2 separate regions of the Homo sapiens genome follow, and region 2 is linked to region 1. Evidence: chromatin loops called from intact Hi-C (ENCODE). Cell type or tissue: left ventricle myocardium inferior. All regions are shown on one strand. Each heading gives the region's core, and the rest is flanking DNA. Links, peaks and the distances in the headings are about the cores only.

Region 1 (16,146 bases), core at 8,258-10,757:
CATTAGGATAAGCCAATCATCTATTTATTAAATAAAAATATGCTAAAGCACTGTTGTAAGTTTCATGGTTCAATATGTTGCTTACTTAAAACTATAGGCCAACCGTTGGGCATCAGCTTGTGTATGTCTACTTTTGTGTCATATTATTGTTAATTTTTTCTCCAAACCTGGACCCCTTGGATGTTTAAAATGAACATTTGTTTCCTCATGGTACTTTCTCCATCTGTGCTGTTTGTAGGGGGATGCTCATCAGGGCCTTGAATTTTTATTGTGTCTTAGTTTGAAATTACGCAGAAGATACTAAGACAAGGATTTGAGTGCAAGCTGTTTATTTGGGAGGTGATTCCAGGGAACTCTGGTAGGGGACTGAGGAAGGGAGACAGAGCAGGGGAGGAAGGCAATCGTGTTGTCAAGCAAGTTACTATGGTGTGATAGTTTCATCCCATGGGGATCTCTGGGCTGCATGGAGAACATGGAGTTACCCTCACAGAGCGGCAGGGAAGCTGAGGCGTTTATCCTCATCCAACAGTGTCCCAGGGCTATTTCTGGGGGTAGTACTTCACTTCCAGCTTGCCCTTGCCAAGGTCCAGCAAGAAAAATGCTCTCAGACAAGAAGACACTGGTGTTCCTGGTAAGCAGGCTTCAACATGTAGGTGGAGGTGGGTGCTGGGGGCTGTGAGCAGGCATTGAGAGTATTTGTCACACACTCTTTCCTTCCTAGTTATTTGTTTTTCTGGTAGACATTTTTCTCAGTTCTTTGGTATCTGTCTTGCTTCTTTCTTTTCCCGTGGAAAATATTGCAATATTAGCGGTGAAATATACATGACAAAATTTACCATATTTACCATTTTCAGTGTACAGTTCAGTGGCATTAAGTACATTTACGTTGTTGTGCAACCATCACTGCCATCCATCTCCAGAATGTTTTCATCTTGCAAAACTGAAACTCTGTACCCATTAAACAGTAACTCCCCCATATCTCCTTCTCTCCAAGGCAGTCACTTTTCTATTTTCTGTCTCTAAGAGTCTAACTACTCTAGTACTGCATATAAGTGGAATCATATAATATTTGTCTTTTTGTGTCTGTCTTATTTCACTTAGCCTATCTTCAACGTTCATCCGTATTCTAGGATGTGTCAGAATTTCCTTCCTTTTTAAGGCTGAACACTATTGCATTGTATGCAGATACCACATTTTATTTATCCATTCATCTATTGATAGCCACTTGTGTTGTTTCCACCTTTTGATATTGTAAATAATGCTCCCTTGAACATCGGTGTACAAATATCGGTTCAAGTCTTTGCTTTCAATTCTTTTGGGTATAAACCCAGACTTGGAATCATAGAGTAATTCTATTTTTAACTTTTTGAGGAATGGCTATACTGTTTTCCACAGCATCTGTACCATTTTATATTCACAGCAGCAATGCACAGGAGTTCCAGTTTCTCCACAACCCTCATCAATAATTTTGTTTTTTGATAATATCAAAATGGATATGAAGTGTTACTGTTTCTTATAACTTACTTTAACCTTAATTTATCTCTGTTCTTTAAATATGTTCAGTTCATACCAAAGCATGCCTTAAAATATTTGTGTGAAATTTTGTTGAGCCCAAATGCTGTTTTAGGACAAAATTTACTTATTCTGTCATAAATTGTCACATCATTTTAGAAAATTTGGAAAATATAAACACGTACAAAACAGATAAAAATTTCACTTATAATTTTATGAATTAAATACAACTGATGGAAAAGATAATTTAATAATTTATTCAACAAATACTTAGATGATGGTGACTTTTAAAGATTGGGCTCTAAAGCCAGACACTATAGTTAAATCCCAACTCAATATATGGCTGACTTTGAAGTTATGTGACCTTTCAAAACCTCAATTTATATACCCATAAAGTAGAATAATAACTTAAAGTTGTGGGGATTAAATATTCATTATGTAATGGTGAGCAAAGATAGACCCAAGGCCTACCTCTGTATAATAGTCTAATGAGGAAAGAGATATTATTAAAGAGATCACTGTAATTAATATATAATCAGAAACTAAGAAAAGTTCTGGGAAAGAATAAAAACATTGTTCTCAGTTTAAAAAGGCCTGACCTAGTCAGGGGTTTCAGAAGGCTTCCTTAGGAAGTGGTGGTTGGAAGGATCTGAAGATTGAGAAGGAATTACATGAATAAAGAAATTGACATAAGTCTTGTTGTCGGGGGTATTGTAGACAGAACAGTTTTATAATGGAAGAGAGTAGAAAATACAGGAAATGGCATTACATTCAATCTTGGGGAGTCAGAAAATGATTTATAGAAGAGGAGGTATTGAGTTAATTTTTAAGGAGAAGGAAGATTTTGCTGGACAGAAATTTGAGGAAGCAGGCAGTGCACTCCAGGCAGAAGGAACACTTCAGAGGCTTTCTTTCCACTCTGTAGAAGTCTGCCTATCATTTGTGTAGTGGAAAAGGGTAGCAGTGATATGTTAAGGTGGAGAAGTAGGCAGACGCCTGACGAGGGATTCAGAACCATGCAGAATTTAGACTTTTATCTGTGAGCAACGGGAAACTATCTGAAGGAATCATGGAGGAATAGGACCGGATTTGCATTTTTGAAATATCACTCTGTAGTAAATGTGAAAAATGGATTGGGAGTTGAAGTGAGTTTGGAAGTAGAGAAAGCAATCAGGGGAATAAGGCAATTATTTTGATAGTCCTTTTGAGAGGTGACAGCATGCTGGCAGCCCTCGCCGGCTCTGGGTGCCTCCTCGCCGGCTCTGGGTGCCTCCTCGCCTCGCGCCCATTCTGGCCGCACTTGAGGAGCCCTTCAGCCCGCCGCTGCACTATGGTAGCCCCTTTCTGGGCTGGCCAAGGCCAGAGCCAGCGCCCTCAGCTTGCGGGGAGGTGTGGAGGGAGAAGCGCGGGCGGGAACCGGGGCTGCGTGTGGTGCTTGCAGGCCAACGCGAGTTCCGGGTGGGCGTGGGCTGGGCGGGCCAGCACTCCGAACTGCTGGCCGGCCCGCCAGCCTCGGGCAGTGAGGGGCTTAGCTAAACCCGGGCCAGCAGCTGCGTAGGGTGCGCCGGGTCCCCCAGCAGTGCCGGCCCACTGGCGCTGTGCTCGATTTCTCGCCAGGCCTTAGCTGCCTCCCTGTGGGGCAGGGCTCAGGACCTGCAGCCGGCCATGCCTGAGCCTCCCCCCGCCCCCGGCTGTAGGCTCCTGCGCGGCCCCAGCCTCCCCGACGAGCGCCGCTCCCCGCTCCACAGCGCCCGGTCCCATCCACTGCCCAAGGGCTGAGGAGTGCGGGCGCAGGGCACGGGACCGGCAGGCAGCTCCACCTGTGGCCCCTGTGCGGGATCCACTGGGTGAAGCCAGCTGGGCTCCTGAGTCTGGTGGGGACTTGGAGAATCTTTATGTCTAGCTAAGGGATTGTGAATGCACCAATCAGCACTCAGTGTCTAGCTCAGGGTTTGTAAATACACCAATAGACACTGTGTCTAGCTAATCTAGTGGGGACGTGGAGAACTTTTGTGTCTTGCTTAGGGATTGTAAACACACCAATCAGCACCCTGTCAAAACAGAGCAATCAGCTCTCTGTAAAACAGACCAATCGGCTCTCTGTAAAATGGACCAATCAGCAGGATGTGGGTGGGGCCAGATAAGACAATAAAAGCAGGCTGCCCGAGCCAGCAGTGGCAACTCGGTCTGGTCCCCTTCCAGAGTGTGGGAGCTTAGTTCTTTCGGTCTTTGCAATAAATCTTGCTGCTGCTTACTCTTTGGGTCCACACCGCCTTTATGAGCTGTAACACTCACTGTGAAGGTCTGCAGCTTCACTCCTGAGCCAGTGAGACCACGAACCCACCAGAAGGAAGAAACTCTGAACACATCCGAACATCAGAAGGAACAAACTCTGGACGCGCCGCCTTTTTAAGAACTGTAACACTCACTGTGAGGGTCCGCGGCTTCAGTCTTGAAGTCAGTGAGACCAAGAACCCACCGATTCCGGACACACTTTCAGAATGTGACGAGGACCTGAGGTAGAGTTGTGACTGTGGGGATGAGCAGAAGGGAGAGTTTTGAGAGACTGAGAATTAGAATAAAGTTTTATGACCCATGGGAGGTGGACGATGAGGAAGAGAAATGTAGAATAAAGTAGGTTTTCTGTCTTGGTGACTGGAAAGATTGAAAGTATGATTTAAAATAATCCATGGCTTCAGGGTTTAGTGAAGTAAGCATGGCCTGTTTTTCTCTTTTTGAAAGTAGTGGGGAAAATGGAGACAAAGGATTTCAGTTTGGATACGTTGACTATTAGGCGGCTGAAGGCTCTATGCCAATGTGGAGGTAATGAGAATTCTCTGGGCTGGAAATGCAAATCTGAGAGATATCAGTACGTAGATGGCAGTTGAAGCCCGTAAGATGTTTTTTCTTGCTCTTCTCTTCTCAATGCGAACATCTCACACATTGTGTTTCAGCTGAAAAGTTACTTCCCCCAGCAGGCTTTCTCTCATCCCAGAGTAGATTAGGTGCTCTCCTCACATACGGAGCTGAGCCTTATGAATACTCAGCACTCTCCTTAAATGTTTGTCTTCCCAGCAGCGACAGTGAGGGCAGGGACTGTCCCTTCTGGGTATCCAATGTCTAGCAGACTGCTTGACACACGGGAGACTAACATATATTAAGTAATACATGTTGATTGATTGATTGAAGAAATCAATGAAAAAGATTGTCCAGGGAAAATGAGTGCAGTGAAAGGAAAAACTCTCAGTGTCAAATTGGGAGGGAGATTAAATAAGATGGTCTTTTAAAGTGTCTTTTAAGAGGAAATTTCTGATCTTTATCACTAATGTTTGTTGTATTTCCTTTTGACCTTTTTATTGGTGTGTAGTTAAACTCAACATAGTTATTCCAAATTATACAAAATGCATTATTTGCCACTTAATATTTTAACGAGCATTTTTCTCATTGTTGAAATGCCTCTATTTTTAATTTAGGTTTTCTTTTATTTTTATAGGTTAGGCGGTAATTTTGTAGGCCTTTTTTGCTATATAGCAGTGAATTTTATTCATACAGGGATGGTTTCAGAATTACCATCACCTTGTCCTTACACACTTGCTCCTTCACATGTGCAGAGTCATCTAACGATGTGACGTTACATATAAGATTCAGATGTCAACATTTTGGAGCCCATCATAAGGTGGAAGAGACAGACATGCACACAATTAATTAAAAGAGAGAATAAAAAGAATTCTAACAGTAGTCTATTCTAAGTACTATGAGTCTAAAGTGAGGGAACGCCCTATTCATTTTTGCTAAAGCTAGATGCCTGCCATCAGGATGATATTTTAAAAATTAAAGGCAGGTATGTCTTTTTTACATAATATAACATTTATTTTTGAATGGGTAATGATCTTTTTTGTTAATGCCCTTAACTGTAAGCTTCAGACCATATGTTTTCTTACCCTTGTGCTTACAAGGAAGGGAAACTGGGATTTATTAATGAATTGTGATGTGCCTGGTGCTGTACTAAGTGAAATTATTCATATCATTTACTTTTTAAATGTAAGTGTAGACTCATGTATGTTTATTTTCTGTTAATACTTTGGGTTATAAATTAGTACTACATTATTTATTTTGTTGCTTAAATTTTTCTGGCTTTGGCCATTCAGGGTTCTTTCAGGTTGGCTCCAGAGTCTCCTTGACATGCCCCCAGCCTTTTTTTTTTTTTTTTTAATCTATTCTAGATGTATTAAAGGCTTTATTTTTTATTTTTATTTCTACATTATCTATTTTTTTAAAATTAATTAATTTATTATTATTATACTTTAAATTTTAGGGTACATGTGCACAATGTGCCGGTTAGTTACATATGTATACATGTGCCATGCTGGTGCGCTGCACCCACTAACTCGTCATCTAGCATTAGGTATATCTCCCAGTGCTATCCCTCCCCCCTCACCCCACCCCACAACAGTCCCCAGAGTGTGATGTTCCCCGTCCTGTGTCCATGTGTTCTCATTGTTCAATTCCCACCTATGAGTGAGAATATGCGGTGTTTGGTTTTTTGTCCTTGCGATATTTTGCTGAGAATTATGGTTTCCAATTTCATCCATGTCCCTACAAAGGACATGAACTCATCATTTTTTATGGCTGCATAGTATTCCATGGTGTATATGTGCCACATTTTCTTAATCCAGTCTATCATTGTTGGACATTTGGGTTGGTTCCAAGTCTTTGCTATTGTGAATAATGCCTCAATAAACATACGTGTGCATGTGTCTTTATAGCAGCATGATTTATAGTCCCTTGGGTATATACCCAGTAATGGGATGGCTGGGTCAAATGGCAGAGACACAACCAAAAAAGAGAATTTTAGACATGCCCCCATCCTTTTTTCGTTTGTTTGTTTTGTTTTTGTTTAATTCAACTTTTATTTTAGATTAATGGTGTACACAGGCAGGTTTGTTATTTGTGTATATTGCATGATGTTGAGGTTTGGGGTACAAATGATCCTATCACTCAGATACTGAGCATGGTACCCAACAGTTAGTTTTCAACTTTTACTCCCATCCCAACCTTCCCCCCAGTCCCCAGTGTCTATTGTTGCCATCTTTATTTCCATGAGTACCCAATGTTTAGCTTCCACTTATAAGTGAGAACATGCAGTATTTGGTTTTCTGTTCCTGCATTAATTCACCTAAGTTAGTGGCTCCAGCTGCATCCGTATTGCTACAAAGGACATGGTTTCATTCTTTTTTATGGCTGTGTAGTATTTCATGGTGTATGTGTAGCACATTTTCTTTATCCAATCTACCACTGATGAAAACCTAGGCTGATTCCATGACTTTGCTATGGTGAATAGCACTGTGATAAACATGTGAGTGCCTGTGTCTTTTTGGTAGAAAAATTTGTTTTCTTTTGGATATATACCCCATAATGGGATTGCTGGGTTAGATGGTAATTTTGTTTTAACTTCTTTGAGAAATCTCCAAACCGCTTTCCACAGAGGCTGAACTAATTTACATTCCCACCAACAGTGTATAAGCATTCCCTTTTCTTTGCAGCCTCACCAGCATCTGTTTTTCGACTTTTTAATCATAGCCATACTGACTGGTGTGAGATAGTATCTCATTATGGTTCTGATTTGTATTTCTCTGATGATTAGTGATGCTGAGCACTTTATTTATATATTTGTTGTTGTCCATTTGTATGTCTTTTGAGAAGCATCTGTTCATGTCTTTTGTCCATTTTTAATGGGGTTGTATTTCTAGTTCTAGATCCCTGAGGAATTGCCACACTGGCTTCCACAATGGTTGAACTAGTTTACAGTCCCACCAACAGTGTAAAAGTGTTCCTATTTCTCCACATCCTCTCCAGCACCTGTTGTTTCCTGACTTTTTAATGATTGCCATTTTAACTGGTGTGAAATGGTATCTCATTGTGGTTTTGATTTGCATTTCTCTGATGGCCAGTGATGGTGAGCATTTTTTCATGTGTTTTTTGGCTGCATAAATGTCTTCTTTTGAGAAGTGTTGTTTTCTTATTCAATTGTTAAAGTTCCTTTTAGATTCTGGATATTAGACCTTTGTTAGATGCTTATCATGAATTACGTTGACCAATTGCTTTTCTCCCAACACTTAGCTGAATAGGGTCTCTAAGGCAAAAAGGGAATAAAGAAGTAGCTCAAAGGGGACATTTTGGAAGCTGGGGTAGAGGGCATGTTGTGGAGCAAGCATCAGATGGCGCTGTTGGCTGTGAAGAGGGATGTGGGGGCCTGGGAATTCCAGCTGCAGAGGCTGGAGGGGAGTGCCAGGAGGAGGGTATCTTGAGGCCAACAGCACCCCTCCTTTGTAACATCCCCTGGTGTCAACTGACAGCATAGTGATTCTTAAAGAAAACTAGGACCTTGAAAGGTGACTTGTAGATGTAGAACATCCATACATACTATGTTCGTGTCCAATGAAGCTGTTAATTTTTCCATGCCAATGTTAAAATGATATGACATAGAAAATGGCACTTGTAGATAACCTCATACTTTCTGTTTATGAATAGTTTTACCCTCTTCCTCTCCTCTCCTCACTAAGTCTTTTCCCAGATCTGTTACATGAGATAAAAACAGCTGACTTGTGTCCCAATTCTCTTTAAATGTCTTGTGGCAGCAGTAATGAGAGATAATGAACACCCCAAACTGTTTCCAATTAAAGGAAGGAAGAATATGATAGCACTTGAGTCGTGTTCTTCAGTTGTTTTTCATATGTACATCTGATCTTCTCAACCAAGGTAGTGGTTTCTTTTTCTGTCTCTCACTGAGCATGTCACCGGAGTGCTGTGTATAGAGTAAGGCCTTAATAAATATGTGTTCAGTTGACAGGAGCAGGAGCCAGGGGCTAAGCTGATCTCACAGTATAATGTCAGCTTCTGAATAATTGAGCATGGTCTGTGTGATTAATGTATTTATGTATTCAGCTGGTATTAGCAATATCCTCCCTGCCACTTTCCTGCCTGTGTCTGTCATCTGTCAGCCATGCATTTGTAGAAAGACTCTATAATGGGTGCTTGTTAATAAAACAAGCAGGAGAAGGCTTGTGCTGAAATAAAGGTGTTAGGGAGTTATTGATTTGAAAATATTTAAACAATTCATGTAAATGTTCTGCTTCATATGTATACATGGAATGTATATATAGACCATCAACAGTTTCTCAGTATCAACAGCTGAGATTTAAAAATGATATCCTTATGAGATGGTAAATTGACCAGAAACTATATCAGCCAAGGCTAGCTTTTGTTGCTGTTGTTATGTTTCTTAGGAATGTAACACACAGTTAGTAAAAAAAAAAAAGGTCTCCATTCAAGGTCATAAATGATGTCTTATTTAATGGAAATGCATTGTGAAAAGCAATAAGCAATGATTTCCTGTTAACTACAATGATCCCAGCTGGAAAACATCACTAGAAGAAATTATAAGTAACTCTTCTTTAGTTACTAGGAAGAGAGACAAAACATTTTCTTGGATGACTGTTCTGTATTTTTCAATCCCAGGAGGTGGAAGCAGGGGTACAGCCAATTAGGATTATTCAGTTTTTTACATGCACACTAATATAGAAAGAATCTTGTTGGTCAGATCCACTTAGATTTAGCTAGATTATGTACAACAATACCTAACAAGATACTCAAGGCAGCACGTTTTAGCAAAAGGGTTTGTATGAGAATTGCTTGATTCACACGCATTGTGGAGGATAAGTAATGTTTATGAAGCAGATATAGTAATCTGTGCTTACACTGTGAGCTTTTTAAACCACATCTAGAAATTTGGCATCTGTCCACTGGCCAGAAGTAGTTAGTCATCCCTAATGGAGCCCATGTCGTTTTGTTGGTGCAGTTCTCTGGGGTTCTACTTGATCCTGATTTCTGGATCCATTCCACAATGTCTTGATCTATTTCTTCTGAAATGCTGGCTGCTGGACTCTAGAGAATTGTGGTTCTTGTTGCTAGGAAAATTGTCGGGATTTTAATATTCTCACTGTGGGTTCTTTTGGGTCAAGTCCTTACTGCTACAGGCCTTGCTAAACCCACCCTTCTAGGTTTATTGTGGGGGCTGTCCTTGCCTTTGCTGGTGTCTTTCTCTACTCCATCCTCAGCTATCTGGAGAGTCTTCTATTCATGCACTTGTGGAATAGAAGGGGTAATATTTAATTCTTCTGTAAAAGAAATTTTTTTTGCAGAGAAAGATTTGCCGGAAATATCAAACGGAAGACTAGCTCCTTCAGAAAATATTTCTGACTTAGTCTGAGATCTGGGAACAGGGACTCCTAGATTTCTTTACTTTCGCACATTCATAATCATAGCTATACTATGCTACTAGGATCAAAGGACCTTTCACCAATCCTGTCAGTCGAGCTACTTAATGTGTGAGTTAAACTTTCTAATAAGATATATTTTATTCAACCTTGTTCATTCATTCAATTTTAGGGTTACAGTTCTAAAAGCTTCCCCTTTTTGTGACTCCTAGCTCCTGCAATTTCACCATTCAACTCAATGTTGGACCAAGATGGACGCCTGACTCAAAGGCACTAAATGCATTCACTGGCTAACAGACAGTCAGATTCTTTTTCTGGGAACTTAAGGGATTCAGAAGAATCATTTGGTAGTGACCAGTGGCTGTAAATATAGCTACAAAGACTTCACGCTAGTGGTTATGTTGGAACTTTGGTTGGCTTAGCATTGGTCAGATTCCAACTGCAATAAAATGACCCAGAGAGTCTGGTACTATGATTGGTACAGTAAGCGATTCATTTTTCCACCAGAAATAGGGAATAGAAAACAACAATAAATGTCACCGCACACTTGCTACTATTAGAGAATTTGATGTATTATTTACCTGTCTATTTACTGACTTTTCTTCCCTGTGTTAACAGTTGTAAGTCAAAGAGGCTAAGGTTATTTGAGTAAGTAACCTGAGTTTTTTAGATGCAAGAATCATGTACCCATTTCTAGAAAAATGACAAAGAAGTCTCAAGGTAGGCTAGTTTTGCAATATGCTTAAATTGAAACTGGACAGCCACCTAGCATTATAAAGCAATTTTGCTAAGCTCATCTATCGCTTGAGAGAAATGAGCTGCAGGATAATGAAAAAACACTGGGAGTCTTTGAAACAGCAGAGCATAGTTCTTTGGAAAAGGAACACCAGGTCAGTTTGGAAGAACGTCTTGGGTAGATCATCACTTTCATTTGATATCTAAATAGTAGTGCTGGCGGTCCTGTTCCTCAGGGCAGAAGGTAAATGCCTGAGGAATGGAAGGCTTCTATTCCCCTAAGAATGTGAAGACTTTATTCCTAGAGGCTGTGAACTTAAGTACAGTTAAATTAAATGGAGACAATAAAACTTAAGCCAAATGGGACAGTCTCAAAAGGAAGAAATCTATTTTATGGGGGAAAATAATGGCTACCATTTATTGTGTGCCAGTATGTGCTGAGAATGGTATTAGGCAACTTTAGATTATTTCTATCCTCACAGTAAATATGCAACATAGGTACTATTATGTCTATTTTACAGACAAGGAAATTAAGGCTTAGAGAGATTGTCTCATTATTTTTGCTAGTAAATGGAATGAAAACCCAGGCCTTTTGATTCCAATGAGAGTCCTGAAAGAACCTCACTTTGTTAGGCTCTGGAGGATTTCTTGTATTTTGCAGTAAAATACAGAACAGAAGATAGGTCATCTGTACTTTATTTTTGGATAAACGGGAAAGTATGTAACTGGGTCCTTAAATATATCCTAAAACAAACAATAACAAACAAACTAACCAACAAAAATACCATTTCTTGACTAACCTTCCTAACAGCTGATTTCATTATGCTTCAATCAAAAGCATTCACTGAGTCAGTCACCTATTGGAGGAAGTCTATACTATTTAGATTGGCATTCAAAATCCTTGGCCTGAGTGACCTCTGAAATTCCCAATATGGTCCCGTCCCGTCCCATCCCATCCCATCCCATCCCACCCTACCCTACCCCACCCCACCCCACCCCACCCCACCCCACCCCACCCCATCCCATCCCATCCTGGTTTTCTAGATGCTTCACTAGAAAACCACTGCATTCAGATCTGTTTTTCTGCTTTTTCTGTTTTCTATTTCTTACCACCACCAGCCATCACCACAGCTTCCACTGCCATCTTTGTGAAACATTCCTCATTTGCTTCATTCTTGCCCAAGCTGGTATGGCTATTCAGTGGCACAGCTAGTATTTAAGTCCAATTTCATCTGATCCCGAAGTCTGTTCTTTCTGCTCTGTTTCAGGAGCTCTGCTTTTATTAAAGGATGCTGTTGAATTTTCTCTTGGATGATAGATATAGGTTTTGGTTACCTGTTTTTATTTCCAGCACTTTCTACTGTTAAATTCTGATATGTTTTCTTCCAAGTGAGAGAAATAGTTTCCACCTACTGTCATGCCTAGCAGGGAGATTTCCTCAGGATTTTTGGATGGAGCTTAGAAGTAAAATTACTCTAAAAATATTAATTTGAGCCATTGGGGTAAGAGTAGTTCTAACGCAGGAGTCATATAAATGAAAGATATTTGCAAGTCTTATAGAAATAAAAATTTCTTACCTGCCTAAGTTAAAGAAAGTGAAGTTTAAGTTATACAAGCATACTAGTGGCTTTAAGTGATGTCTTATGTCAAGAACAACTTTTACTGTTTATGAGATTAGATAAGAAGCACTTGGAGTCAGAAAAACTTTTGTTTACACTCAAGTTTCTATTTATTTGTGTAATTCTGGAACAATTATCTCTGAGCTTCAATTTCCTGATTTTTAAGGTGGGGATAATATAACTAAGTAAGGTTCAAATGAAAATTCATGTGGAGCACATTGTGATTCATAAAACACAATACAAATATAAGGTGTAGTAATTATTATTGCTAGGAGATTTGAGAGAGAATGTATGAGTCTATCTGAATACAACTCACTTGCATAAAAAGTTTGACTGATTATCACACCCCTAAGGAATTATTACTGTCAGTTTTGTTTGAACAATTACTGACTGATCAAGGAAAAATTATGAATCAATTTCAATAATACACATTATTATTAGCTTTCCCAAACTAATTTAGAGCACAGAGGTCCCTCAGTGTTCAGAACTCATAACATTTATTGTTTATAACCATGGTTCACAAAATTTGACTACACCTCAAAATCACAGGAAGAAATTAAAAAGGAATCCTGGATTCCATGCTGAGATACTGTGGATCCATGTTTTTCTTTTTAACTACTTGATGATCCAATTTACTAACCTGGTTTGGCATATACCACTGGTATATGCAAATCTTTTGATAGCCAGTGATGGTTTATCTTAGACATGGTCATTTTTCATGTTTTAAAAATGTTCTCAGTTATGTTGTGAGCTTTGCGTCTCCACATAAAGTGGCTTGCACTGAGTAGTATTGCTGATGATGTTTACATAGGGAAAAGTACTGGATTCTTCACAGGCCGTTTGTACATCAATTATTTGAAGAGATAATAGCAAGTTTTTAATTATTCATGACACATACTTAGAAAACTTGGAACTTGAAGAAACTATAGAAATTATCTGGTTCATTTGTCTTTTTTTTTTTTTTTCCTGGATAAGGAAACTTAGGGCAAGAGAAGTTAAAAGGCTCATCTAAGGTGACCATACTTGTCATCCAGGACTAGAATTCCCAGATCTTGTCTTTTTCCTTGATTCATGGTAATTGTAGAAGGCATAATTAAAAGGCACAAATAGACAAATCCCTAATCTTAGAAGGACCTCGAGCTTCTCTTTTACTAGAATTCTTAATAAGTGGCAAAATGCACAGAGTACTTAAAATTTTTTTTCTCTTGAATAATATATAGTAGATAGCTATGCAAGCATCTTCAAAATTCAATAGTCAAGGAAAAATAATTGGAATCAGCAGTGTTCATACCTTCAATTTTTTTGTGTTTTTTTTTGGTTCTCCCATATATTACTCAGCATGGAAATTACTGCAGTATTAATCCCCTCTAATGTCATTAATGAGACCAGTTCCTACTAAAGTGAACAAATTGGGTATTAGATGCATAATAAAGACCACACACGGAAGCAAAAGAAAATCTCAACCTTTCTAAATAAAATAGTTGAGGTTTCATGAATCCATACATAGGAAGAAATTTCTCTTGTATAAATTTTTAAAAATAGACTAGTTATGTTTCAGGACTACATCTTCCTCTTAAAATGTGAAATTCCTTTTAGCATAAATGATCTGTTTCTTTGTTATTCTTACTAAACTCTTCATCTTTTAAGGCATGGATCACGTCATTTTTATATTTGACCTTCTAGTACCTACCTCATGGCTGACTGTCAAGAGATCATCTGTTGAAACAAACTGATGAGGGAAGAAAACAAAAACCTTGAGAGCTGGAGCTAAGCAATATTTTTTTTAACTTTAAAACTATTTTTATTTCCAGTAGTATCCTAATGAAAGTGTTTTTGTACTAAAATGTATTTAGAAGTTGGTTTGTTTTTTAAAATTAAACTAAATTTGATTTAACTTTTGACAATGAAAGACATAATGATCAAGATATGTCAATTGAAAGGTTAGAAATGAGATGATTTGAAAGAGGTTATATTGAAAAACCGGCTGCTAAGATAAAAATAACAATGAAGGGGCTAAAATTCACTCTTTTAATTATTGCAGGCATTGACCCAGGTGATGAGAATATAACCATGAACAAAAGAGTTCCAGTTCTATGTTCTCTCCAGGGAGAAGATAGAATATATATATATTCTATATACATATTCTCTATATATATTCTCTCTATATATTCTCTCTATATATTCTCTATATATATTCTATATATAGTGTATATATATTCTATATATTCTATATATATAGTGTGTATATATATAGTGTATATATATATACACACACACACAAACACATACTATCAGGTGGTAACTGTTAGGAGGAAAAAAGTGGAGTGAAGGGATAAATGACAATTAGGGAAGAGGGCCCATTAGGTAGGGTGGCCACAAGAACTTCTCTGAGGAAGTGATATTTAAATCAGTGAAACTGTGGTCACTCAACATGAGTAATTTTTGGGTTAATATATACAATTAAGTTTACTCATTATGATTTTGATATTATATAATAATATATACAGTTAAGTTTATTCTTTTTTAGGTATAGAATAATCAAATATTTTTAAAAGTGGAACATATTTTTATTTTAGATAAAATATTTAGAACATATTTATATTTTAGAGCTCACCTCTTTATTACAAATCCTCCCATTTTATAGGTGGGAGGTAACTGAGGTCTGCTTTAGACAAAGACTGCTCAGGTCACTTAACTTTTTGTTGACTGCTCACTAGAACCTGGTTTCCCAGTCCTCAGGCCAATGCTTTCTTCACAATATCAAGCTCTTCTCTCTCAGGTTTTGTATTGGAAACCTCTAAAGATCTGCATGATTTTGGCCCAAGAGGATGTAGGGAATAGGGGAGACAAAATTTAGTTCCTTTATAGAGACAACAAGAATAAATTATATCATGGACCAATTCTGTGTAGTTAAGCCTCAGCTGTGCTTTCTTAGCACAAATTGGTAGAGCAAGCTCTTTTTCTTACTGGATGTTTTCTTGAGCTGATGCCTAGTTACTAGTATCATGGAGCCCCTAAGTATTGAGGCCTTGAAAAATTCTCGTGATTTACTCTATTCTTACAGAATAGATGACTCTGCATCTCAGGCCATTCCTGTTTGCTTTTAGGTAACATCTGGCTGTTGATTTAAAAAAAAAAAAGGTATCATGAAACCCAGCAAGGTCAATCAGTCAACTAGAGGCTCAGCTTGTTCATATTATGTCAATTGTTTCTGCTTTAACCTTCAGATTTAAATGTAGTAGGACACAAGAATCTATGCTGACAGGATAAATCAGACATTTTCTTCTTCACAGTGTTACCAGTTTGCTTATATTTCTTCGAATGTCATCAATACCAACATATCATTGAAAGAAAAAAATTAATGAACTCAAATAGTTTTGGGGTCTTATTTGAAAGGTTTAAGTCAGTACTAATGGGATCTTGATGTTGTAGTTCTCGTCCACTACAGCGTCCACAAAAGCATAGTTTAACACCTTCACCTATCAGCTATTTGGTATCTGAGAACAATCTAGTAGGAGGAAGGACAAGGACTTGTCTTAAAGTTGTTTTTTCATCGCAAATATATTGTTTTATCTTAACCCTGTTCATTTATTTCACCTGGCTTGATGCTGTGTTTGCATAATAAGAATCCTATTTTTTTTGAAAAATGAATTGTCAGTATAGCAGAGTTGTTAACGTGGTTTCTAGTGCCACATTATGTCTGTTCAAATCCCAGTTCTATTTTATCCTAGAAGTTTGACCTTTGGCGAAATTTTTAAGTTCTCTTTGCCTCAGTTTTTTCATAATGGAGGCAATAGTAGCATTTATTTTGTGCAAATGTTATAGAAATACAAGGAGTCACTAAGTGTGAAGCATTTAGATCAGGGCCAATAGAAATATGCCTAATGAATATTGGAAATTTTTATTTTATCTGAGGTTGTTGATAAGCTTGTTGTGGGAGGAGAGTACTGAATGAAAGCTGCCAGTTTTAAGCTGTTTTCTCTGGCCACTGTCTGTGCAAATTT
Region 2 (16,146 bases), core at 9,130-11,629, 60 kb after region 1:
TTCAGCAGTTCTGCTTAATTTTTAATAATTATTTAAATCTCTTTGTTACATTAATTTGATAGAGTTCTGAATTCCTTCTCTGTGTTATCTTGAATTTCTTTGAGTTTCCTCAAAACAACTATTTTGAATTCTCTATCTGAAAGGTCACATAACTCTGATTCTCCAGCACTGGACCCTAGTGCCTTATTTAGTTTGTTTGGTAAGGTCATGTTTTCTTGGATGGTATTGGTGTTAGCAGATGTTTTTTGGTGTCTGGATATTGAAGAGTTAGGTATTTATTGTCATCTTCACTATCTGGGCTTGGTTGTACCTGTCCTTCTTGGGAAGGCTTTCCAGATGTTTGAAAGAACTTGGGTATTGTGATCTAAGTTGTATCTGCTTTAGGGGGCACCCAAAGCCCAGGATGCTGTGACTCTTGCAGACTCATAGAGGTCCCACTTGATGATCTTGGATAAGATCCAGGAGAATTCTCTGGATTAACAGGCAGAGACTCTTGTTCTCTTTCCTTATTTTCTCCCAAACAGAGTATATCTGTGTGTTCTGAGCCACCTAAAGCTGGGGGTGGAGTGACACAAACCCTCTGTGACCACCACCACTGTGATTGCACTAGGTGAGGCCTGAAGCCAGTGCAGCTCTGGGTCTTACTCAAGTCCTGCTGTAACCACTCCCTGGCTATTGCCTATGTTCATTCAAGGTTCTGAGGCTCTGTTATCAGCAGATGGCTAAGCCAGCCAGGCCTGTATCCTTCCATGCAGGTGGCAAGTTCCTCCTGGTCCCGGTTGGGTTTAGAGGTGCTATCTGGGAGCCAGGAACTAGAATAAAAAACCTTAAAAGTCTTCCTGGTGTTCTATTCTGCTGCAGCTGAGCTGGCATTCATACCACAAGACACAATTCTTCCTACTTTTCTCTCCTTTCCAAAGACAGAGGAGCCTCACCCCAAAGCCACCACCACCACAGGCCACGGAGAGTACTGCCAGGCTACCACCAATGTTCCCTGAAGGCCCAAGGACTCTTCAGTCAGCTTGTGATGAATGCTGCCTGGCCTGGGACTCACCCTTCAGAGCAGTGGGCTCCTCTCTGGCCCAGGGCAGGTCCAGAAATGCCATCCAAGAGTCAAGTCCTGGAATTGGGGGCCCCTAGTGCCTGCTTGGTTCTCTACACACCTGTGGCTGAGCTGGTACCTAAGGTCCACAGCTTGGGAAAGACAAAGTCCTCTTTACTTTTCTTTCTGCTTTCATCAAGCAGAAGGAGTTTCTCCCTGTAGCCACCACAGCTGGTAATATGCTGAGTCTTACCTGAAGCCAGCAATTCTTTGGGGCTGACCCAAGACCCTCAACACAGTATCTGGGTATCACTGCTGGTTATTCACTGTCTAAGCATCTTCAGTTAGCAGGTGATGGATGTTGCCAGGACTGGATCCTTCCCTTCAAGGCGGCAGGTTCCTTTCTGTCCCAGGGTGTGTCTAGAAATGTCTGGGAGCTAGGGCCGGAAATGGGGGCCTCACAACTCTGACTGGTACCTTATCCTGCTGAGGCTGAGCTGATATCCAAGATGCAAGACAATGTCCTTACCAGTCTTCTCTCTCCTCTAATCAGTCAGATGGAAAGCATCTCTTTTGGAGCTGTGAGCTGTGAGCTGTGCAGCCTGGGGCTATGAAAGGGGTGATGCCAGCACTCCCGTAGCCACCCTAGTTGGTGTTTCAGTAGGTCACATGTCCCCCCAGTCCACTGTCTCTGGGCACAGTTTAGCACTAGGATTCACCTATGAGTTAGAGTCCTTATGGCTGAGACTGCCTTTCAAGTTAACTAAGAAACCTCAAGCAATTTAGTCCTGGGTGGTGAGGTTTGTGAGAACTCAAGTTCTGAATGCTGGGATAGGCGATTCTCCTCTGGCTAAGGCTGTTTTAAACATTCTCTCTGTGGGCAGGCATCAGCTGAGTTTGGTCCTGTTTTCCTTTCTGTAGGAACAGAATAGTGAAGTGGTATCATTCATCTGGGGTAATACCCAAGGTTCATTGTCCCACGCCAAAGAAATCAAGGATGCAGACACACAAGGAGTGAGGTTAAGAGCCAAGGTTTAATAGGTGAAAGAAAGAGAAAAGCTCTTTTCTGCAGAGAGAGGGGTCCCGAGCAGGTCTTCTGGTCTGCGGTGAAGTGGAGGAGGTTTTGTAGATGAGCCTGAGGAGGCAGTGTCTGATTTACACAGGACACAAAAGATTGGTTGGATTAGGTGTGCCATTTGCATAGCATACAAAGAGGCTGGCCACCCCACCCAAATATTTTATTAGGCAGACTGGTTCTATACCTTGCTGGCACCATGTTGCCTGCTTTTTTACATGTGGTGACAAAGAAAAGGGAAGATAGAGCCTCCATGTTGAACATGCCTGGCCCTCAGGTAGCCCTTTGCTATTGGCACAGCTGCAGACAGTCACCCATGCAAGCTTCCAGCTTTTTTATATATGTCCACAGCTCAATTTTTCAGGATGCTCTTTGTTAGAAAAGAAATGATTTGGGGGCTGCTTTTTGTTAAAAGGAAAAATTCTGCCGAGGACTCTGTTGCCCTTACTATCTGCCTCTAAATAATTTCTTTCTATCTCCTGTATCAACATCACTGAGTTCAGTGCCTCACAATTGCTGTGCACTCCCTCCCTCTGCACCGTCCCCACCCCCAGCAGTGGCAGCTTGGTACCGAGAGCATCTCTGGGTGCATCGGCAAGTCAGGACTGCTTTCTCTATCTTTTCAGTGCCTTTTTCAGCAACATGGAGTTAAAACTGGGTATTATGAGAGCTCACCTGATTTTTGGTTCTTATGCAGGTGTTTTTTTCTGTGTAGATTGCTGTTAAATTGGTGTCTGTGCAGGGGGTATGATCAGTGGAGCCTTCTATTCTACCATCTTGCTCTGCCTCCAATCCTTTTATTATTATTATTATTATTATTATTATTATTATACTTTAAGTTCTAGGGTACATGTGCACAACGTGCAGGTTTGATACATAGGTATACATGTGCCATGTTGGTATGCTGCACCCATCAACTCATCATTTACATTAGGTATATCTCCTAATGCTATCCCTCCCCCAGCCCCCCACCCCTCAACAGGCCCCGGTGTGTGATTTTCTCCACCCCATGTCCAAGTGATCTCATTGTTCAATTCCCACCTATGAGTGAGAACATGCAGTATTTGGTTTTCTGTCCTTGTGATAGTTTGCTGAGAATGATGGTTTCCAGCTTCATCCATGTCCCTGCAAAGGACATGAACTCATCCTTTTTTTTTTATGACTGCCTAGTATTCCATGGTGTATATGTGCCACATTTTCTTTATCCAGTCTATCATTGATGGACATTTGGGTTGGTTCCAAGTCTTTGCTATTGTGAATAGTGTCACAATAAACTTACATGTGCGTGTGTCATTATAGCAGCATGATTTATAATCATTTGGGTATACACTCAGTAATGGGATTGCTGGGTAAAATGGTAATTCTAGTTCTAGATCCTTGAGGAATCACCACATTGTCTTCCACAGTGGTTGAACCAATTTACACTCCCATCAACAGTGTAAAAGTGTTCCTATTTCTCCACATCCTCTCCAGCATCTGTTGTTTCCTGACTTTAATGATTGCCATTCTAACTTGCGTGAGATGGTATCTCATTGTGGTTTTGATTTGCATTTCTCTGATGATCAGTGATGATGAGCATATTTTCATGTGTCTGTTGGCTGCATACATGTCTTCTTTTGAGAAGTGTCTGCTCATATCCTTTGCCCACTTTTTGATGGGGTTGTTTATTTTTTTCTTGTAAATTTGTTTGAGTTTTTTGTAGATTCTGGATATTAGCCTTTTGTCAGATGGGTAGATTGCAAAAATTTTCTTCCATTCTGTAGGTTGCCTGTTCACTCTGATGGTAGTTTCTTTTGCTGTGCAGAAGCTCTTTAATTTAATTAGATCCCATTTGTCTATTTTGGCTTTTGTTGCCATTGCTTTTGGTGTTTTGGTCATGAAGTTTTTGCCCATGCCTATGTGCTGAATGGTAATGCCTAGATTTTCTTCTAGAGTTTTTATGGCTTTAGGTCTAACATTTAAGTCTTTAATCCATCTTGAATTAATTTTTGTATAAGGTGTAAGGAAGGGATCCAGTTTCAGCTTCATACTAGCTTCAAATAATTATCAAATCACAGATAAATCATGGAGAGTTAGTTTATTTCAACAAATAAGCTCTTGCCTTAAGCAAAGGTAATACCAGTAACTATATCAGGAACAGGACGTGTCCTGTTTGTCAAATTTATAAATGTTACTTTTGTACGTTTCTCAACACTGGCCAGCAAGCAATTTAGTTCACATTTGCTTTGATTTATTTCCTCAGGGAAAACATGCTGCTTCTTCAAAGACTCCAATTTCAGATGGCAAAATGCATGGAAGCTGAGATGGACCTTCTGGAGTTTTCGATAAACCACTGTAGCTCAGTCAGAGGTCCAATTATGATGATACCCACACAGCCCGGTCCTCCCACAGCCTACATCCAATCCTCTGAGGAAGCTGAGTGGCACTGCCTTTATTCACCACAGATGCTACAGAATCAGCAGGTGAGAGACAATAGCACCCCCAGCTACGTAACCTGCTTCAAATACTACAACCATCTGTTCTATCTTTGGACATTTTATTTCTGGGCTTGAAAAGCAACAAATGCATTCCATACTTCAATGGTATATCTAAAGCAATTGACTTTTCTTGTGGTGTATAGTTACCTGTTTCATTCATGAGGGACCATCTCTCTTTGTTTATACCTTTTGGAAGCAGGATTCCTCAGAACATTAGCATGCCCTGGCTTGGTTTGAAATTCTACATCAGCAGCTTTCATTGGAGCCAGGGCAAAGTCAGTAAAATAAAATTCTTCTACACTGAGAGAGGGAGTAAAGTAAAGTTATGTGCATCAGAGATAGACATTCTCTCTGAACATGCTGCCCTAAAAGACTTCAAGGGCTTATTTTATTTTATTTTATTTTTGAGACGGAGTCTTGCTCTGTTGCCCAGGCTAGAGTGCAGTGGCATGATCTCGGCTCACTGCAACCTCTGCTTCCTGGGTTCAAGTGATTCTCCTGCCTCAGCCTGCTGAGTAGCTGAGATTACAGGCACCAGCCACCACACCTGGCTAATTTTTGTATTTTTAGTAGAGATGGGGTTTCACCATGTTGGCCAGGGTGGTCTAGAACTCCTGACCTCAAGTGATCCACCTGCCTCGGCCTCCCAAACTGTTGTGATTACAAGCGTGAGCCACCACGCCTGATTTCAAGGGCTTTTAAAAGCTAAACTTACCATGTCTCTGCATAGCATGGCCAGTAAAAGTGGGAGCTTATCCATTAGCCACATCAGGAACACTATCTTCTTAACTGTAGTGAAAATTTATTAAAAATGACCTTGTACATTGAACAACTCACCCGCACATCACATTTTGCTAAATCCAGGTATGCAACAGCGGGGTTGTCATGGCATAATTTAAAAGCTACTACAGTAATTAAAACTTAAGGAAGCCATAATGACAACTATATTCTTCTGGAATGTCATGGACTAGATTGAGGGAACAGGGGAGTGGCCCAAGAGCCCTGCAACTGAGGTTGGGTGGGCCTCAGGACTCATCTCCACCAGCTGCCGGCATGTTGAGGCACCACAGATGGAGCATCTTCTCCCTAAGATAGCCAACATCCCGTTGCCCCTATTTTCTCTATTAGTCAGTTCTTACACTACTATGATGAACTACCTGAGACTGGGTAATTTATGAACAAAGGAGTTTTAATTGACTCACAGTTCTGCAGGCTTAAAAGGAAGAATGACTGAGAGTCCTCAGGAAACTTAGAATCATGGCGGAAGGTGAAGGGGAAGCAAGAAGCAAGCACCTTCTTCACATGTTGGCAGGAGAGAGAGAGTGAGAGAGAGAAGAAAGAGGTGCCACACGCTTTTAAATGATCAGATCTCATGAGATCTCACTCAGTATCATAAGAACAGTGAGGGAAGAATCTGTCCCCATGAGCCAATCATCTTTTATCAGGCCCCTCCCCTGACACAGGAGGATTACAATTTGACATGAGATTTGGGTGGGGACACAGAGCCAAACCATATCAGCCCCTCTACGGACTGTGGCCCACAGCTAATTTTATTTTACTTGTGGTAGCACTATCACCTTGGGAAAGTAATTTGGGTTGGTTTGTGGTGAGAAAAGGAAATGGGGCTTATATAACTAAAATTTATTCCTCTCTGATCTAATGACTTCCTCCTCTCCAACCTAACCCTGAGCTCCAGCTAGAAGCCTTTTTTCTGCAGCCCTGGAGTAACCAAGTCCTATTTTCAACCTCATAGACTATCCCATTGTATAGTCCTCCCCACATTCGTCCTCCTCAGTCTACCTCATTGATGTCCAGATGTGCAGGTCCTCTCAGCTCCATCCTATCTCCATCACTCATTTGTCTCTCCTTGCATTCTACTTTTCTGTCTCCTGTAACCACCTCCTGTGTATGTGCCCAATCCTTGCAACCCAACTGCAAGCTGCTGGAGAGCAGAAGCCATTTCCTGTGTCTGTTCTCCAGAAGTATTTGGTAAATTAATACATGAAGGTAAGATGCCAGGAAACTATCTACTTTTTTTTAAACCTTGCTTAAGATAGTACTTAAAGAAGAGTTCACCTTTTTAGAGTAACTGGATATTTTGACTGCTCACTTTGCTACTTGAGTCTGGACCAGTCATAATCCTGACTGGGAAGAATTATGAGACTTGTCCGGTATGCAATATGTATGTGAATCAATAATAAGTCACATTGGTGATGTTCTTATCCTCACTTTATATACCAGTTTGAGTAACTTGGTTCTTATTCCCACTGCTGTGTTTAAGTTCCTCTTCTGTGTCGATACCTGTTCTACTCAACCCAGCTCATTCCTAGGACTAATTCCTATAGTATGTCCCTGCTAAATATATCCAGACCTTTGTGACACTGTCTGCCCAGCTGTATCTCTTCTAATTGACTTGTTTTTCTGTTACACCAGATTGTTTATCAGTAATATTCTGATGCATAGCAAATCCTCCCACAGTCAGAGGCATGAAACAACAATGTGTTATCACTCGTGATTCTGTGGGTTGGCTAGGATCAGCTGGCTGGTTCTTCTGCTGACCTCACCTGGTTCACCTATGCATCTCCAATTATCTGTCTGTTTGACTGGGACTAAAGGGTCTAAACTAATCTCCTTTACATGTCTTACTTTTAGACAGAGTTAATTGCTTTCAGATCAAAACTGTTGTAACACCAAAGTGTCATAGCTTAGGTTGGCATTTTCTGGTACCCTCCATTTGTTCAGGTCTTCATCAAAGAAGCTTGGTGGAAGTTCCACCTTAAGATTTGTTACATATTTGTCCAGCCCATCTTACCAGGCCTGACAAGACTACTAGAATTCAGAAAAGAAGTATTTATATAATAAGCATGTGTCCAGGGCAGCTCATAAGTGGTGTCTTTCAGTAAAGTTAGATGGTAGGCAAGGTGCAGCAGAATGTCACTGAGGAAACTGCAAAATATAGCCTAATCAAGAGAACTGGTCAGAATTACAAGAAGTGCAAGGGAACTCTGATTTGCAAATTTATGTGTGTTTATACAAGTAAAATATTTTGCATCAGGAAAGCCTCAAATGAATTAGATCTGGAGCCCTTTCTTTGCTCTATGATCTAATTATGAATATATTAAACCACTACTTGCATCCTCTGTACCTAAAACTAGTACCTTTTATACAGCCTATAATTCTCCTTAGATGTTGGCTATTTTAAGGAGAAATTTAGTCATCCTAATTGCATAGTTTCCAAAGTTAATGATTTCCTAAAACAAGGGAATCATTAGTTCATATTGCTTTCCTCTAACATCTTTCCCAAGTTTAAATGAATGTATATACTAATGGGTATTAAAAGTAAATTTTCAGAAGCATTTTCAGGACTGGCATCTGCCTCAGACATTTATGTTCCCTTTCAGGAAGGAAGACTGTGAAAAGGAAAAATGCACTCTTTTAAGGTAAGTATCAGTGAGTAGATACATTAAGCGCCTGTGCTAGTGAAGCAATCAACATAATCATATTTACATTAATTAGAACATAAATGGAACAAACCAAATTTCTTTTTTATGCTATTTTTATGTTTAACTTGGCATGGAAACATAGAATCTGGGGAGATTCTTTCTCAACTTGAATACATAATCGACACAAAAATAATAGGATAAAAACTTTAGAAGGATGTTAGAGTAATATGAAAACATGAATTTATAAAATTGAGCCATCTTAAGAGGGAGAAGTTTGCTTTGGTAAGAGAATAAAGATCAAGTAAACTTTCTCTACCATGACTAAGAGAATGAAATAAACCAGAGGATTTTGATACAATTATTTTTTGGATTTTATTTTTACTTTTTGGCAGAGGTGGAAGGTAGGGAGAGAGTTGTCTAATAGAAATGTCCAAGGCCTGTTTCCTTAAGATTTTTAAAACACATCTCTAATATGAGTGAGTGCATTACTACATAATTATCTAGGCCTTCATGGAAACTCTATGGGTAATTCCAGGCCCCAAATGGACATTAGACTAAATGATTTAGATCACCTGTACTCACTCTAATGCGTTCAAGGTGAGTTAGAATAAAAAATCAGGGAATTTTAAAGAACTATGTTCTAACAAAGTTGAAAATTAACTTTTGTGCAGCTGTACTGTATTATCTCAAAATCTAAAGATTGCAGAGCAAATTTCAGGATTTCAGAGCGAACTGTGACTCAAGGATAAAAATCTGTTCTCTTTGTTTCCTTGGCATTGCATAGTCTTTTAAATGTCCCTGGTTAGAGGAGTTAGGTTAGTTGATAATAGAAATGTGAAATAAAATCAGGGGAAGCACAAAACAAGAGAAGGTAGCTATGAAACTTGCAGTAACAACTTTGTACTAGAAAAATATCCAAAAGGCATAGTTTATGTGAATACAGAACACTTTTGAAGTCAGTAACTAAATTACAAAACAAGTTCAGCTTCTAGTAGTTAAAAATAAGGATTTTTAGGGAAACTCTTAAAACAATGCCCCACACTTTGTCTTTATATCACACTGACCATAACTCAATCTCACAGCCACACTAAGGGATCAGAGGATAGGAGATGCAGACTGTGCATGTGTGGTAATTTGCCCAGCAAAGAAGCCAAAGTTCTACAACAGAGCAGGGGGAATATGGGTATTAGGAGGCAGCTAATGGTCTTTCCTATATTTCTATTCCACAACTATTCTTGAAATATATTCCTTTTTGACTTCTAAAATGTAGCTGTAGGGGAGAAAGACTAACATCTTTTCTTCACCATCACTAGGTTCATCACTGAGACCCCCATAACAAAAGATAGGTTAGCAAGAAAAAAGCATATAAATATATTTAATGTAAGTTTTACATGACACAGTGTATTAGTCCGTTTTCATGCTGCTAATAAAGACATACCCAAGCCTGGGTAATTTATAAAGGAAGAGGTTTAATGGACTCACAGTTCCACGTGGCTGGGAGGCCTTACAATCATGGCAGAAGGTGAAAGGTATGTCTTACATGGCTGCAGCAAGAGATAATGAGAACCAAGTGAAAGAGGTTTCCCCTTATAAAACCATCAGATCTCATGAGACTTATTCACTACCATGAGAACAGGATGGGGGAAACCACACCCATGATTCAGTTATCTCCCACCAGATCCCTCCTACAACATGTGGGAATTACAGGAGCTACAATTCAAGATGAGATTTGGGTGGGGACACAGCCAAACCATATCATTTTGCCCCAGCCCCTCACAAATCTTTTGTCTTCACATTTCAAAATCAATCATGCTTTCCCAGCAGTCCCCCAAATTCTTAAATCATTTCAGCATTAACTCAAAAGTCCACAGTCAAACGTTTCATTCAATACAAGGCAAGTCTCTTCCACCTATGAGCCTGTAAAATCAAAGGCAAGTTAGTTATTTCCTAGATACTATGGGGGTACAGGAATTAGGTAAATACACTCATTCCAAATGGGAGAAATGGGCCAAAACAAAGGGCTAAAGGCCCCGTGCAAGTCTGAAATCCAGTGGGCCACTCAAATCTTAAACCTCCAAAAAGATCTCCTTTGACTCCGTGTCTCACATCCAGGTCATGCCGACGCGAGAGATGAGCTCCCACGGCCTCGGGCAGCTCTGCCCCTGTGGCTTTGTAGAGTATAGTCCCTCTCCTGGCTGCTTTCATGGGCTTTCATTGAGTGTCTGTGGCTTTTCCAGGTGCATGGTGCAAGCTGTCAGTGGATCTACCATTCTGGGGTCTGGAGGATGGTGGCCCTCTTCTCACAGCTCCACTAAGCAGTGTCCCAGTGGTGAGTCTCTGTGGGAGCTTCAACACCACATTTCCCTTCTGCACTGCTGTAGCAGAGGTTCTCTGGGAGGCCTCTGCTCCTGCAGCAGACTTCTGTCTGTACATCCAGGAATTTCCATACATCCTCTGAAGTCTAGGCAGAGGTTCCCAAACCTCAATTCATGACTTCTGTGCACTCACAGGCTCAACACCATGTGGAAGCTGCCAAGGCTTGGGGCTTGTGCCCTTGGAAGCAATGGCCTGAGCTGTACCTTGGCCCCTTTTAGCCATGGCTAGAGTGGCTGGGATGCAGGGCACCAAGTCCTTAGGGTGCATATGGCAGGGGGGCCCTGGTCCTGGCCCATGAAACCACTTTGTTCTCCTGGGCTTCTGGGCCTGTGATGGGAGGGGCTGCAGTGAATGTCTCTGACATGTCCTGGAGACATTTTCCCCATTGTCTTGGAGATTAACATTTGGCTCCTTGTTACTTATGCAAATTTCTGCAGCAGGCTTGAATTTCTTCTTAGAAAATGGGTTTTTCTTTTCTATTGCATCGTCCAGCTGCAAATTTTCTGAACTTTTATGTTTCATTTCCTTTTAAAACTGAATGCTTTTAACAGCACCCAAGTCACCTCTTGAATGCTTTGCTGCTTAGAAATTTCTTCCCTGATACTCTAAATCATCTCTTTCAGGTTCAAAGTTCACAAATCTCTAGGGCAGCAAAATGCCGCCAGTCTTTTTGCTAAAACGTAGCAAGAATCACCTTTGCTCCAGTTCCCAACAAGTTCCTCATCTCCATCTGAGACCACCCAAATCTCATCTTCAATTATAATCCTCATAATTCCCATGTGTAGATGGCAAGACCTGATGGGAGGTGATTGGATCATGGGGGTGGTTTCCTCCATGCTGGTCTCATGATAGTGAGTTCTCACAGGAACTGATGGTTTTATAAGTGTTTGACAGTTCCCCCTGCACATGCATACTTTCTCTTACCTGCTGCCATGTAAGACGTGCCTCTTCACCTTTCACCATGATTGTAAGTTTTCTGAGGCCTCTCCAGCCATGCAGAACTGTGAGTCAATTAACCTCTTTTTTCTTTTCCCTTTTTTTTTTTTTTTCCGAGACAGAGTCTTGGTCTGTTGCCCAGGCTGGAGTGCAGGGGCATGATCTTGGCTTACTGCAGCTTCCACCTCCACCTCCTGGGTTCAAGCAATTATTGTGCCTCAGCCTCCTGAGTAGCTGGGACCACAGGCATGCACCACCGTGACTGGCTAATTTTTGTATTTTTAGTAGAGACGGGGTTTCACTGTGTTGGCCAGGCTGGTCTTGAACTCCTGACCTCAAGTGATCTACCCACCTTGGCCTCCCAAAGTGCTGGGATTACAGGCATGAGCCACCACGCCTGGTCATAAACCTCTTTTCTTTATAAATTACCCAGTCTCAGGTAGTATCTGCAGTTTGAAAATGGACTAATACAAGGAATATAAGTAGATTTTACTCAGTGTAACTTGATTGGGAGTTGAGATAATAGTGGCTCTTAATTACAACCAGAAAGTAGAATTTGGGGTTTGTTTCTGTGTTCGTTTGAATTATGTTTCTTTACCTTGAAGATCAAAGAACCGTTATTAGAGATTTCTTTAATATCAAGTTATGTCTGAAATAGGCTCATTTAAAAGCAAGGTTTGTATTGTAATAAATCCTGGTATAATAGAAATTTCAGAATATTTTTCACATTTTCATAATCATTCATTTTAATCACTAATGCCAGATGCCTTGATCATTGAGAGAAAAATATAAAAGAGAAATGAGTTAAAATATTTTGTGGCCTCATTTAGGTTTGAATGTTTATGTATATGTTTCAAGAATTACATAAAGTATACTTAGCCCAATATGTACTGGTACAAACTGTAAAATAGTCAACTATTGCTTCTTTAGCACATTTTCTAGAAGCATATTTTTATGACAAAACACTCTTTGTTTAATATTTACAGAGTATAAGGCTTTGGAAACTTTTGATATATGTGTGCTTTCTTAGAAGTAATAAGTCAAATAATTGGATAGATATTCAATTCAAACAATTATAATTACTCTAACAAATAGTATATCTATTCGCCTAATAGTTCTGAGACCTAAATTGAAATTAAGATGTTGAGGGGATAGATGGTTATTAATTGGAGGGATCACACATATTTTAGGTAAATTTCATAGATAATAGAAGATTCCAAATATTTACTGTTTGAAAAGCAAAAACAAATGTTAAATCTGGTAAAGTTCAAAGAAGTTCAAAGTATTAGCATAAGCTTATTGTTCTAACTACGAGCAAACAGAAGAGGCACCTTGTTTTGAAGTTACGTGAAACTTCAGAAAAAAAGGCCAGTATTCTCACATGTCAGTTCGAATACCTACCAAAGAAGGGAGCGCTGTGAATGAGTAACAATGGGAGGCAGAATGATGACCCCCCAAAGAGGTTCATATCCTGATCCCTGGAATTTGTGAATATGTTACATTACATGGCAAGGGGGAATTAAGGTTGCAGATGGAATTAAGGCTGCTAATTAGCTGACCTTAAAATAGGGAGACTACCCTGGTTGATTGGAGTGGACCTAGTATAATCCCAAGGACCTTAAATGTGGAAGAGGGAGGCAGAAGAGTCAGTGTTAAGAGTGATGCAATGTGAGAAAGACTCTACTCGCCATTGCTGGCTTTGGAAACGCGATGGGGCCATGAAATGTAGGCAACCTCTAGATTTTGGAAAAGATGAGTAGAGGAATTTTCCCCTACAGCTTTCAGAAGGAACCAGCTCTGCTGACACCTTAATTTTAGCCAAGAGAAACGGGTTTTAGATTTTTGACCTCTAGAACTATAAAATTATAAATTTGTGTTGTTTTAAGATGCTAAGTTTGTGGTACATTATGTCTTCACTTATCGTCATTGGTAGGTTTTTGGAAACTGTGACTTAAGCAAAATAGCATACAGCAGACACTCAATATTGTTTAGTTCAATATCATTTTGTTATAATGTTGTTAAGAAAAAATTGGTTTTGTTACACTTCATTTCTCTTAAAGTCGCAGTTTCCAAGAACCTACTGACATTGCTCAGTGAAGACTAACTGTACTTGTTACAGCAGCAATAAGAAACTAAAACGACAACCAAGGTGAGCTCTCTGAATAGAAATACACCAGTAATGGAAAACAATAAAATTTCCAAGTGCTAACATGAACAGGATGAAACAACTCCTAAAATTATTATCTTCCACTCCCTCTGATAATAATTTCATTAGATTGAACATCTAGTAGTTATTTGGAGTAATAAGTAGATATAAAAGACAGACTAGATGACTGACCAGCATTCTTAAGCTGTTTACATCTGTTTAAAAATGAATGTAGGAATGAGAGAAAACCTCATTCCTTGGAGTTTTGTTAGTGTGTTTCAGCTGATGAGAACCTAATGATTCCTTCATGAGCAAATGAACTGGAATCTGAAGATAGACAAGACTGTGTCTGTGGAATTGCTTTTGTGAACACTTATCATATGGGTGTCCAACATCCAAACTTCCATTCCTATTGACACCCTTATCTTCATTTTACAGAATTCCTCATACTGTATAGTCTTAGCAGTTAGGGCTTTCCAGAAAGACCAAGAGTCTCTATCCTGGCAGCAGCAGTAGACCAGCCTGTGGTCATGGTAGGTCTCAGTGGTGGAGCCACTGCTCAAACCTCCAAAGTTCACGTCTTCCTACGTATTTTCTAATCCTGGACCTCCACCTTCCCTTCATTCATTGAGTCCCTGATATCAGTCCAGTAACTTGTCTTTTGTTTAAATAAATTAGTCTGTTCCTACAGCTTCTAACCGGGAACAAAGCAGATACCCACACCAAGGAACTTCAACCTTTAAATAGCCTATACATGCTGACAGCATAAGATTTTATTCTGTTTCTAAAACTGCCAATTGACTGATGACTGCCATCCTAATAAACAATTGTAACCGCATAAACAAATATTATTACCTAAATTTATTCTCTGCAATCAACTGCACAGTTCATTTCTAAAATAAAAAATTCTTTTACAATGACAAAATCACAAAGAGAAGACTGACATATTTGACTATCAAAATATTTATACAATTTTTAAAAATAAAGAATAAATATTTACGAAAAATCAGTTTGAGAAAATGCTTAAGTACAAAAACAAGGTATATGCACCTGTATAAAATAAAGAGGTTATGTAACTGTCCCCCAAACATTCAAGATCCAAGAAACAATTCACACTTGATAAAATACAAAAAGTTCCAACATTTTTGAAAAATATTTGGTCTTGGTTTGATATAATCAAAGGAATAAAAATTAAAGCATCATTAAGATATAATTTTGTATCTATTAAAATAAAAAATGTTTTAAAGTATTGACACATAATTTTGATGATATGGTGAAACAAATATATTTATATACAATTACAGAACTATAAAATTGTGTCACTGGCTGTTTCTGGCTGCAATAAGATAATTTTTGAAAGTCATAAAATATTCATAAGTAGTTAATTCAATAGAGAAAGAACAGCTACCCGGACAAAGGTATTTATTACATCATTATCAAAAATACTAAAAATCTATAAAAGATAGGATGGTAGGGAATAGTCAAGTAAGTCATAATACAATATCTAACAGAATACTATGTAGTTATTGACAATAACAATTGTGGAAACATTAAGACTACTTAATTATAGGAATCTTAAAAAGAATAAAAATTACAACCATATAATCTTTATTCATTAAAAAAGATTAAAAAGGAATATTTTAAAAACTGTGTTTAATTATCAAAATTGTGAGATACTTTTTCATTAAAAGTGACTTTAATGTGAGCCAGGCTCAGTGGCTTACGTCTGTAATCCCAGCACTTTGGGAGGCTAAGGCGCGTGCATCACTTGAGGTCAGGATTTCAAGACCAGTCTGGCCAATATGATGCAACTCTGTCTCTATTAAAAATACAAAAATTAGCTGGGCATGGTGATGTGTACCTATAATCCCAGCTACTCCGGTGGCTGAGGCAGGAGAATCGCTTGAACTTGGGAGGTGAAGGTACAGAGTGAGACTCCATCACAAATTAAAAAAAAAAGTGAATTTAATGTGAACACAGTTTTGTAATAATAAGAGAGAAAATGATAGATCGGTGATGAAATTAATGTAAAAATTGGAAACTTCAAAGGCATAATCGAAATTTTAGAAGATTTGTCTCCTCTATTATTAGGTCAGTCAAAAGACATGGATTAAACATAACAATAAAATAACTCTACCAAGTACATTATCTTGGAGAATGTTAAACTCAGAGTCTTGTATTTTTCTTATTTCCCAAAGAATTCCAAGTTCACGATTACTCCAAATCCAAAAACATTCAGAGTGTGGACTATTATATTGAAATGAACCAAATATAAAACGAACCATCCTGTCTACACAATTTAAAAATGCTTGTTTACATTATATTGCAAGCATAAATCATATACCCTTCATGTAAGAAGGGTTATTGTGTCAAAGCTTGAAGATAATATAGAGATATATAGAGAGACAAACAGACATGCAGAACGTATACTACAATTATAACCATCAAGAAATGCTAAATTACTCTTTTGAGTGACTTTGAGTAACAGGCATCACCCCTCTTACAAAGCAGATGCAATAAACAAATTCTCTAGTTATCCATTAGTAAGGAGAATTTAGAGGATGTTAAAGAATGGGGAGATCTATGCTTTCATTTGACATGGACATGTGTCAAATGTAAAATGATAGGATTTTAAAAACATACTAAATGTG

The links. A loop is a pair of places that touch in the nucleus more often than their neighbours do. Peaks named below come from ENCODE experiments on the same cell type or tissue, not always from the same donor. Only the 100,000 strongest peaks of a DNase experiment are listed, where the experiment ranks them.
Region 2: it touches region 1 in a loop (4-fold over the local background); 6 of 110 quality-filtered maps call a loop at or near these places.

Annotation. Positions count from the first base shown.
Region 1 is chr18:1,095,317-1,111,462 of GRCh38, forward strand. It overlaps LOC105371953 (a long non-coding RNA gene), which reads left to right and starts at 3,689. Exons shown (of 7, transcript XR_001753318.2): 1 at 3,689-4,031. In left ventricle myocardium inferior, for the core only: no CTCF peak of the experiment used is centred there; no DNase peak of the experiment used is centred there; H3K27ac peaks cover 474 bases.
Region 2 is chr18:1,154,820-1,170,965 of GRCh38, forward strand. LOC105371953 (a long non-coding RNA gene) reads left to right here. Exons shown (of 7, transcript XR_001753318.2): 3 at 4,360-4,579; 4 at 7,996-8,034. It also overlaps the pseudogene SLC25A3P3. Among named protein-coding and RNA genes, the nearest start is that of LINC00470, 200 kb to the right of the region's middle. In left ventricle myocardium inferior, for the core only: no CTCF peak of the experiment used is centred there; no DNase peak of the experiment used is centred there.